3 separate regions of the Homo sapiens genome follow, and all the other regions are linked to region 2. The links are chromatin contacts, found by Hi-C or POLR2A ChIA-PET in ENCODE. All regions are on one chromosome and are shown on one strand. The core of a region is the stretch at or near the end of the contact, and the rest is flanking DNA. Distances in the headings are between cores, read along the strand shown. Region 1 overlaps BANP (BTG3 associated nuclear protein). Region 2 holds the start of SLC7A5 (solute carrier family 7 member 5). Region 3 has its middle 63 kb from the start of KLHDC4.

Evidence for each region. A loop is a pair of places that touch in the nucleus more often than their neighbours do. ChIA-PET counts read pairs that join two places held with the same protein, here RNA polymerase II (POLR2A). Pooled maps may share reads with other maps.
Region 1: a loop to region 2 is called in a pooled map, with 2.9 times the contacts of the local background. The contact joins the enhancer-like site here to the promoter of SLC7A5 in region 2. A Hi-C loop is called at or near these places in 2 of 50 pooled maps.
Region 3: a map of OCI-LY7 shows a loop between it and region 2 (4-fold over the local background). The contact joins the enhancer-like site here to the promoter of SLC7A5 in region 2. A Hi-C loop is called at or near these places in 1 of 168 maps with a recorded cell type or tissue (OCI-LY7), 19 of 37 single-sample maps with no recorded cell type and 11 of 50 pooled maps. POLR2A ChIA-PET finds 5 or more read pairs at or near these places in 10 of 52 experiments (AG04450, BJ, Caco-2 and 7 more).

The regions. Positions count from the first base shown.
Region 1 is chr16:88,003,212-88,006,645 of GRCh38, reverse strand. BANP (BTG3 associated nuclear protein) reads right to left here. Exons shown (of 14, transcript NM_001386991.1): 5 at 2,235-2,351; 6 at 381-556. Among named protein-coding and RNA genes, the nearest start is that of BANP, 53 kb to the right of the region's middle. RefSeq lists enhancers at 6-549, 550-1,095. Within about 2 kb of position 1,290, at least 2 of the 41 ENCODE cell types and tissues checked have a DNase peak (open chromatin) inside an H3K27ac peak, as active enhancers do.
Region 2 is chr16:87,867,590-87,871,109 of GRCh38, reverse strand. It overlaps SLC7A5 (solute carrier family 7 member 5), which reads left to right and starts at 1,603. Exons shown (of 10, transcript NM_003486.7): 1 at 1,603-2,225. The coding sequence starts at 1,688. RefSeq lists enhancers at 1-289, 1-845, 290-1,049 and a silencer at 1,290-1,639.
Region 3 is chr16:87,700,949-87,704,111 of GRCh38, reverse strand. It overlaps a transcript of KLHDC4 not described here. Among named protein-coding and RNA genes, the nearest start is that of KLHDC4, 63 kb to the left of the region's middle. RefSeq lists enhancers at 137-1,336, 1,372-1,621, 2,352-2,401 and a silencer at 1,742-1,801. Within about 2 kb of position 1,616, at least 6 of the 41 ENCODE cell types and tissues checked have a DNase peak (open chromatin) inside an H3K27ac peak, as active enhancers do; they include OCI-LY7, where a contact is called at or near this core.

The sequences.
Region 1 (3,434 bases), core at 41-2,540, 140 kb before region 2:
TTGAGATGGAGTTTCCTCTATTGCCCAGGCTGGATGCAATGGCATGATCTCGGTTCACCGCAACCTCCACCTCCCAGGCTCAAGCGATTCTCCTGCCTCAGCCTCCCGAGTAGCTGGGATTACAGGCACCTGCCACCACACCCGGCTAATTTTGTATTTTCAGTAGAGACAGGGTTTCTCCATGTTGGCCAGGCTGGTCTCGAACTCCCGACTTCAGGTGATCCGCCCGCCTCAGCCTCCCAAAGTGCTGGGATTACAGGCGTGAGCCACCGCGCCTGGCCACTGTATCACTTCTTTAAAAAACAACAAAATTTCTAAAAGGCAAAACAAACAAACAATTGTACTGGCGCTCTGGCCGAGGAAAGCCGCCCTGGACGCACCTTCCGAGTTCAGGGTGATGAGCGTGACGTTGCTCCCGATGCTCTGACTGCCCGCCTGCCCACAGCTGGACACAGAGTCGCTGGCCTCCGAGCCGCTCTCCCCGTCCTCGTGGTGGCTGTCTTCTTGGCCCGGCACCTTCACCACAATGGTGTTCTGCCGACGCCCAGGCACAGCGCTAAACGGGAAAAAAAACACACCAGCCCGATGTGGTAAGAGCCGCAAGCAGCACGCGAAGGTCAGCGCTTTCCTTATCGCAAAATCTAACTCTGTGTGGACCAGTGGATCACACAGCCTTCCCATACTGCTCTCTCTACCAAGATTAATAGAAACTCCATGGGAGAAAATGGCCTGGGGCTGAAAGAAACTGTATAAAATAAAACTTAACCATTTAAAGAAAATGTTTGTATCACAAAAGGAGTAAAATCATACTCACTGGGACTCAGGCCTAGCATGCTGCCTTCTGAGTTCAGTAGTCATCCCATAAAATGCTGGTAAGAGTCTTTTTTCCGGCGAGGTTAAAGGGAAGACTAAATGAGGAAAACTGTGCCCAGAGGCCTGGGTCAATTCGATCCACGCTGCTGGGCTCGCTGGAGATGGCTCCCCCTCGCAATGCGAGCAGCACTCCCACGTACGCCCACGGGCAAAAAACCCTGACGGGGCTTAAAAAACCCACTGAGATCCCATCGGAGCTGCCATCATCCCAAGGGCTGCTGATGTGGAAGGACAGAACACTGCTAGCAAAGCAGGGCGAGGCCACCTCCACAAGTGCTCAAAAAAAAGGATGATTTAGAGACTTACTACTTCCCTTTTTTAGTGACCCTTTCAACATCCTCTACCGTGGACTGCTACGCACCAGCAGGAGAAAGGAGCACAATTTCTCTATATGCAAAGTCAAAAAAAAGGGTGTTGAAAACACTGGCCGCACCCAGAGGAGGGCGCTGCACTCTGCACTTTCTGGCCTGGATTCTCTAGAGCGCTGTCCACGCTGAACCTGATCTCAACACTGGCCATCTGCCTGGCTGACCTCAGTGCAAAGCCCCTGAGGCACAGCTGACCCTGGCACCTCCTCACCGCCCATCACCAACTCCTCTCCCTTCACCCCACGTATCAGACCCTTGCGACCACAGCTGCGGCCCTGGAGAACTGAGCTAAGACAATACAGAAAGGGGACGAAGCTGGAGGAGGAGGAATCCACAAAGGAGACTGAGAGAAAAAGCAAATAGAACTTTGTGAAGACACAGATGGGAAAGAAAAAGCAACAGCATCCTCAGGGGTTCACGCAGCCCCAGGGGCACTCCTGGGGACAGCAGGGCTTGGATGCCAGCCAGAGGCCACTGCACAGCCTTCCCCTCACACAGAGCGGGGACGGTGTCTTCTGTCCACTCCCACCTCTGACCAAAGTTCCATTCAAAATGTCTCAAGAGAAAAAGGTATAAGAAAAAAGTCATAAACTCAACATGCCTGCACCACTTAGCAACCGTGGGAGAGGGCGTCTGTTTGCCTGACACGCTCTGCACAGACAGACGTGAGGACCACTGAGCTAGGTGGGAGGATGAACGCTTTCACAGACTGCTGTGAGGAGACAGAGCCAGCCCCCTCCACAACCCCGGCCAGCACGAGACACAGAAGTCCCCGGCGGCAGCTGCCCCTGGTGTGGCTGGACTCAGCATTCAGCATCGCCCAGCCTGCCCTCCCCGACCTCAGAGAGCTGGGGCGGTGCCTGCCAGGCTCAACCCTGTGACCACAGAGATGAAGCGTGTGCTGGACTGTGCCCTGGCTTAGGGACGTTGACTTATTCTCATGGGACTCCGCACAGTGGCAGGGAAAGGTGGGGTTGGTGCCGTGCTACTGACTTGCTAATGACATTTTCCAGGGAATCCGGTGCCCTGTTGCTCAAGGGGTCTTCCATCTTGGCTACAATGGCGTTCTGCCGATCATTGTTGAGTATTACTGTAGTCTGGGGGACGACGCTAGGGAACAAAAGAATCACAAAGAAAAAGAAGGCCTTAAAACAACAACATTCATGGTAAGAGCACATAAGAGTCATTCAACACAGTCCACTCCCAGGGACCCGCACTGAGGGGGAGGCCTAAGAGTCATTCAACATAGTCCACTCCCAGGGACCCGTCCTGAGGGGGAAGGAGCCCCAAATGCTAAGGAAGAATAAACTGGAGATGGGGTTTTTAGCAGAACGTAACTTTTCCTAATTGTTGGTGATCTGTCTGCACAACTGGATAGCACAGGACAGCTGGGCTGAGGATGCTGAACTTGTGACAGAATAGACTGCAACCGCACCAGCTGTTATCGCACCCAGTTAATAAAGCTTCTAGGGTGGCACACTTGCATGAGAACTGGCTTGACATTTTCAGTCACTCCATCCCAACTCATTCCTATGGGACAGATCTAACGTTCGTAACCACGTAAGTGTTGGTATCATTCCAAAACGGTAGCGCCCTGGAAAGAAAGGGGCAAACATCACGTTGGACTTGGGATGGAAGGACACACATGCTGCCTCCAGGTCCTGCAGGAACATGTGTGAGCTACAACCAAAGGGCTCAGGGTTCTGCTTTGAAGGAAAAGATTCTACAAAAGAACAGACCATGGCCCAGAAACCAGCAAGCCTGGCGCCACCCTGGAGGAAGCACGAGTGTGTTCAGACAGGCGGCAGCTAACACAGCTTCATCTCAAAGTACAGACTCACCCACAGTTTTCAATCATGCGTTTTTAAGCCTTAGCACTTTCTGGTCACAAGGGATATCTAAGGTCCGCTTTGTTGTGGAAGGCTGGGGAGAGAAAGAACTAGCACTAGAAACACAACGTGATTATCACCTGACAATAAAACTCCATTCTTGGATTTCACTCTCCAAAAACCAACCTGGGAAGCCTGCCTTTCTGTGATCTGCACATAGGAAATTCTAGCCTAGTATCACTGTAACTGTCCCCACATTGAGTGCCAGCACAGCACCACGCCATGCTCAAGTAAATCACAGGACCACCAGGTTTTCTCCTAAAATAAAGGCATAATCAACTCCATTTCATTCAAAAATATTATT
Region 2 (3,520 bases), core at 354-2,853:
CTAGGGGAGGACTCAGTGAGCACTCGGTGAGTTTGCCCAGCCATGGTGGTACTGTCTCCTTCCCTCTGCAGGCACAGCGGGAAGAATAGGGCAGATGGAGGGGTCTCTGCACCTTCCACAGCCAGCAATGTGGACGGCAGATTACAAGTTAGTATCTGTGTGACCTCCGCACTCCCCCGCCTGTGGCTGCCTGGGCTGCTGAGATTTCGCTCGGTTTTATCACCGCAGAGGAATGCCCGACATACCGGGGGGCGAGCAAGGTCCAGAATGACAAGCCCTGGCATTCCTCAGCCGCCCCCTCCCTGGGGTGGGGCCTGGACATTCCTGGCTGCAGCTAGAGGTCCCAGCACGACAGGGATTCTGACCCCCCTCCACCACGGCTATTGTTCAGAATTCTGTGGATTCCAGAGGCATCTGCCCAGCAGACTGTCTTGCTGTGAACACCCAGCTCTGCAACCGGTGTTTGCGTGTTTGCCCTGGGAGGCTGAACGCTCACCCAGAACAAAGGCCTCCCCACATGCCTGCTGTGAGCTTCCAAGGACTCGTTTGCACACACGCCAAGGAACCCCGGGGTGGGGTGATACTGAGGAGCTTCCTCCCTGACCCACACACACCCTTTGAACAGGTCTTTGGCCGCTCACCAGTCTGGTCAATCTCGGGGCAGTATTTATATTCCTTCCCATTTCCAGGCCTAGGAGCCTTGGCATCCTGCTCTCGCCTCTAACTGAAATTACCTCTCAACCCTTTTTAGCTAAGATGCCTCTCGCATTCCCTAGGAATAACAAGCTTTAAAGCCCCTTCACACTGAAGCCTGCCTTTGAATTCCCCAGGTAGATTTGGGGGTGGGGGTCTTATGGCTCCCAGCGAACCCCCGGTTCTGTTGATTAAATTGAGCTCAGGCAGATTGCTGGCTTCCCAAAGCCTGTGTTATTACTGCTTCTCAAAGCTACGGGCACCGGATCGCCGTCTTTGGCAAGATTCTTTTGGGATACAATGGGAATTACTGGGTGGCCTCGGTTCGGTTCTTCCCTCGTCCCAGTTCGCGGCTCACCAGCCCCACTGATGCAGCCCCCAGGCTGGAAGGAGGCTGCAGGAGCTTCCCCTCAGGTCATCCTCTCATCCCTCCCCCGTGCCCCAGGAGCTGGTTGTGGGGGCGGTTCCATCCCCTCGGCCCATCCGGGACAGGAGCCTAGGTTCCCTTCGGGGGGTACCCCAAACTCCATCCTTGGCCTCAGGCCAGCCCTGGTGCACTGCCCGCTCCCAGGCTTGACGAGAGGCTGCGGGCCAGTGGGTGAAGGGGCGCGCCCTGACTGCCAGGCCCCGCCCAGGCGCATCCGGGAGGACGGGCTGGGATGACGCGGGCGCCGGGAGGGGGGAGGTCGCGAGGCCGGGGTCTCCATGGCGCAGGAGGACTGGGGCCTTCGAGGACCACGCGGGCCTGGGAATAGCCCGCCAGGCTGGGCCGGACGACGCACGTGCTCCGAGCTGGGCCGAGGGGGCGGGGCTGAGGGACGGGGCCGGGCCACGGGGCGGGGAGGAGCCGCGGACGGTGGGCGGGGCCGGCGGGCCGGGGCCTAAAAGGCGGCGCGGGCGGGGTTCCTGACGCAGCTGCGGGCGGCGGGCGGCGCGCACACTGCTCGCTGGGCCGCGGCTCCCGGGTGTCCCAGGCCCGGCCGGTGCGCAGAGCATGGCGGGTGCGGGCCCGAAGCGGCGCGCGCTAGCGGCGCCGGCGGCCGAGGAGAAGGAAGAGGCGCGGGAGAAGATGCTGGCCGCCAAGAGCGCGGACGGCTCGGCGCCGGCAGGCGAGGGCGAGGGCGTGACCCTGCAGCGGAACATCACGCTGCTCAACGGCGTGGCCATCATCGTGGGGACCATTATCGGCTCGGGCATCTTCGTGACGCCCACGGGCGTGCTCAAGGAGGCAGGCTCGCCGGGGCTGGCGCTGGTGGTGTGGGCCGCGTGCGGCGTCTTCTCCATCGTGGGCGCGCTCTGCTACGCGGAGCTCGGCACCACCATCTCCAAATCGGGCGGCGACTACGCCTACATGCTGGAGGTCTACGGCTCGCTGCCCGCCTTCCTCAAGCTCTGGATCGAGCTGCTCATCATCCGGCCTTCATCGCAGTACATCGTGGCCCTGGTCTTCGCCACCTACCTGCTCAAGCCGCTCTTCCCCACCTGCCCGGTGCCCGAGGAGGCAGCCAAGCTCGTGGCCTGCCTCTGCGTGCGTGAGTACGGGGCGCGGGCCGGGGGTTGGGAGGTCGTAGTCTCTGGGTCCCTGCATCCTTGCATCACTACGCCCCTGGCTCCCACATCTCTACATCTTTACGTTCCTGGACCATCCCGGCAGTTCTAGGCTAAGGTCATTGGTCCCAGAAACCACGTGCGTTTCTTTCATTCATTCTTTTACACTTCTCCCCACAGGCTGGGAATATCTTCAGTGACGGGACAGCAGGGTCCCTGCCCTGCCCTTCGGTGGGCATTCCATTCCCCCACTTAAGCGGTTTAGGCAAGTGCCACCCTCCCGTTGGCCCCGCTGAGCAATACTCCCAGCCTCTTGCGTGGCACCCACGTGGAGTAACTGAGCAATCGGTTTACTGTTAGAGCTCCGATTGCTGACTGGTTGGTGAGAAGGAAATTGCAGTTAAAAAAAAAATCATTCATTTCTGCTCTCCACACCAGCTCGTCAGGAATCAGTGACACGGGCTGACTCATAAGAAAACAGTAGTAATAACATCGTGTGCGGGTAGTGACTGGTGCTGATTTAGGCTAAGGGATCCCCCCTGAGGGTTCCCAGTAGTGAGAGAGCGGAGCTTGGCTGCAGATTCAGTCTGTGTTGCAGTGAATGGACGTGCGGGTCCCAGGTTTCTCTGGGAAACAGCCATGGGGCTCCTGTTTTGGTGGGCATGGTGCTGGTGTGTTCTTCACCAGGCCAGAGATAACTGCTTTTCAAAATAGTTTTCTTTTTCTTTTTCTTTCTTTTTTTTTTTTTTTTTTGACACTGAGTCCCGCTCAGTCGCCCAGGCTGGAGTACAGTGGCACGATCTCGGCTCACCGCAAGCCCGCCTCCCAGGTTCATGCCATTCTCCTGGCTCAGCCTCCCGAGTAGCTGGGACTACAGGTGCCCGCCACTACGCCCGGGTAATTTTTTTTGTATTTTTAGTAGAGACGGCGTTTCACCGTGTTAGCCAGGATGGTCTCGATCTCCTGACCTTGTGATCCGCCCGCCTCGGCCTCCCAAAGTGCTGGGATTACAGGCGTGAGCCACCGTGCCCGGCCTCAAAATAGTTTTCTTGTGGGATTTCAGGGGGAAAATCACTTGTAGCAGATGCCACATGATTTGGTTGGGTGGCGTGGGAAGGTGGGTCTTGGCAATTCTCAGATTCATCCCATGGCATGGATCGGCCTGCATCTCAATAGTGTGTGTACACATTCAAGGTGGGAAGGGCTAATTTATAGTTGGGGTCTTGAGCCATGAAATCAGGGGAGTGGCTTCTGACTGGCAGGACCTGTTGGCGCTGTT
Region 3 (3,163 bases), core at 367-2,866, 170 kb after region 2:
TTCCTCCAGAAGGAGCGGGGGATGGTGGTTCCCCAGCCCGGAAGGAAAAGGAGCCGAGCTCTAGCTGTGATCACGGCCTCAGCCTGCCTGCCTTTGTGCATGGAAGGAACTTGCTAGTGACCGCTGCTCTCCTGGGCAGTGTAAGAGTGTTGTGTGGAGGCCGGGGGCGCTGGAGGCCAGTCTCGTTTTCATAGCCCAGATGGCTCCCGGCGCAGGTTGCAGTCACCTCCATTACTCTTTCACGAGAGAGCTGCAGCAATGCCATCTGGGGCCTGGCCACACCTGGTCACTGGTGTCCCGAGGCACACAAGCAGTCCCTGCCGGAAGCTGACACACTGTCATGGCCAAGGGCCACAGTGCAGGTACCACGGTGACCCGGCTTCCCTGAGTCCAGCTCACGCCCGTTTTCCTTGTCTCAACCTTCAGAGCCCTTCCAAGCCCCCACTGGCTGCAGCCCACCCAGGGGACCCACCTTTAGAGGCTGGACTCAGGCTTCACTGAGGGGTGAGAAGCGCAGGTTTACAAAGCTCTGGCTGGGAAGAAATTGAGTAACCACTCCCTGAGAAACAAACGGAGACGTTTAATTACATGAACGCACACATTTTAAAAACCGCCTGTGCACTCCCGGAGGGCAGAGCCTGCCTCTCTGGTTATTTTTGTGTCCTCCATTCACTTACAGGCTGTGACAAACCCTGTGCCCACGCTGCCTCCACTGCCGGGAGACTCAGGGCTGGGGGAGACATGCCCTGGTCACCACTGCGGAGACTCAGGGCTGGGGGAGACATGCCCTGGCCACCAGTGGTGAGCCAGCGAGACAGGACCCCACGCGCGCTGACCCGGGGACGCCATGGAACTCACTCGCGATTCCTGCACGCGCGCTGACCCGGGGACGCCATGGAACTCACTCGCGATTCCTGCTCACAGCACGTTTCCTGCTCGAAAACCAGGAGAGCCTCCACGTGCCGACTAGCTCTGTCCACACATCCATTGCGCAGCTCTGCAGCGGAAGGACCTTCAGTAAAGACGCTGGTTTGTAACGAGAGAAGCGTTCCAAAGTGTCACACGACATTGTTTATTACTAAAAGGAGCAGAATTTCTTTTTAATCTTGACAGTGTTGTTTTCGTAACAGTATGATTTAAACTGTTACATTCATTTAGGAAAACTTTTTTTCATTTCATAAGTAATCAAGCTATCTTTCCAGCTTAAAAGCAAAGAAAAAAGGCTCAGGGTAACTTTTTAAACCACTTCATCAATAAGAAAAGTTCTCTCTGTCATTGCACGGCGTGATTGTACACAGTATTAGCAAGCAGTTCACATGCGCCAGGGCCGACTTGGAAGGAAACACAGGTTAACACTGTTTCCTGTCCGAGTTCACAGAGATGTTTGCAGCAGGCTCAGTTGCTTTGGCAGCTGGAGCGAGGGTGCCTCTTCCGCGTGGCTCCCCTGAGCAGAGAGGCCCCTGTGGTTTTTTTCTCCGCCGGGCTCTGGGGACAGGGTTTCTGTGGAAATGGCAAATGGTGCAGATGAGCAGAGTCCTGCTAGAGAGGTCAGCTCAGCGTCCAGGAGGGGGCGCCTGCCCCCGAGGAGGCCACGGACATGCCTGGGAAGTTGCTGCCGGAGAAGTGTGCTCTGATGTGGCTACATTTGGGGACGCGGGCTCCCCAGAGGCCCAAGCGAGAAAGCCGGGGGTTCCCAGGCTGGGGGTGCAGGACGGGCCAGGCACTGCCCTGCAGGGCCCGCCCCCCTGCCCCTGCACCCTCACACCCATCTTCCTCTCTCAGCCTGACCCCAGGGCCTGGGAGCCCCCGGCAGACCGGCCCTCCTTGCCAAACAGTGGCTGCCCTTTATGGACTCGGCGCCTGGCAGAGCCACTGTGGAGGAGGAGTTGGCTGTCATGGTCAGGGGAGGCAGCCCTTGGGTTGTCAAGGTTGGTGGTCAACGTTGAACCCATATCTGCTGGAATCTCCCGGTCTGTTCCACACACGATCATGCGGGAAGCTCTGGGACCCGAAGGCTGTTCTGATCTCGGGGGTCACAAGTTCTCACAGCAGCCTGGGGTCACCAGGGACCAGACCCGGCGTTAGCCTCTGTAAGGAGCTGCCTGGCTGCTGGGCTGAGCTTTGTTGCAGGCCCAGGAAGATGACCAAGAAGGACAGAGCAGAGCCCCATCTACCACTGCTGGGAGGGCCCGAGGGAGCACGTGCACAGCAGAGCCCCATCCTCCACTCCCTGGGCTCGAAGAGGCTTCCTCGGTGTGGATGGCAGCTGTTAACGAGCAGTGGTGGTGCAGCTGGAGGCCTCTGTCCCATGGGGCACAGACGGGAGAAGGATGGCGGACGGGTGTGCACGCTTGGGAGGACGGGCGGGCGGCATAGGCCTGAGCAGGTGGCATGGGCGCACGAGAAGGGTGTGTCTGAGACAGGATGTTTATCCCAAATGCCAGGAGTGGACGAGGCGGACGAGTGGCAGTGAGGTAGGCATGTGAGGTTGTTGCCTGGCCCACTCTGCCGACCCCAGAAACCCAGCGGCCTGGGCCCAGCACCCGGCTACACATGGGGTGAGCTCACGCCCACACTGTGGCCTGTGCCCGTCACGGGGCTGCTTGCTTCTCCTAGGCTTGGGAACAAGCTGGCATGAACGCTGTGGCCGCATTCACAGCTCAGGCACTTCCACTTTGGGTTTCATGAAGAAACAGACTTAAAGAGCATTTGTTCCTAATGGGTGGGCTGAAGCTTGGGAGGAGCATTCAGCTTCTCTCCACAGTATGGCTTCACCTGTTCCTGAGCGCCCTGCTACCCTCTTGCTAACCTGGGTGGCTGAGGTCCTCTGCTTTGGTGGCGTTGACTTCCCGTCTGCAGCCAGCGCCAGGTGCCAGCCCCCGCCTCTGCTCATCGGGAAGCGCTGGCCTGCAGGTGCTTTGTGGTTGCCACGGACCCTTGTTCTGTCCCTTTCCAGCACCCACCCCCCACGCGCTGTGCATTCCGTAGTTCATTTTCAAGGCAGGGGGCACATGGTGAAAATACAGCCTGGCTTTTTTTCAACAAATGCAGCTGCACTCTTCCTTGCTTGTTTTGAAGGCTGAGCCAGCAACCTCCTTGGCACCTGGGGACAGTCGCTTCCTCAGTTTCTGCGTACCGACTGCCTCACCTGACACGCGGCCTG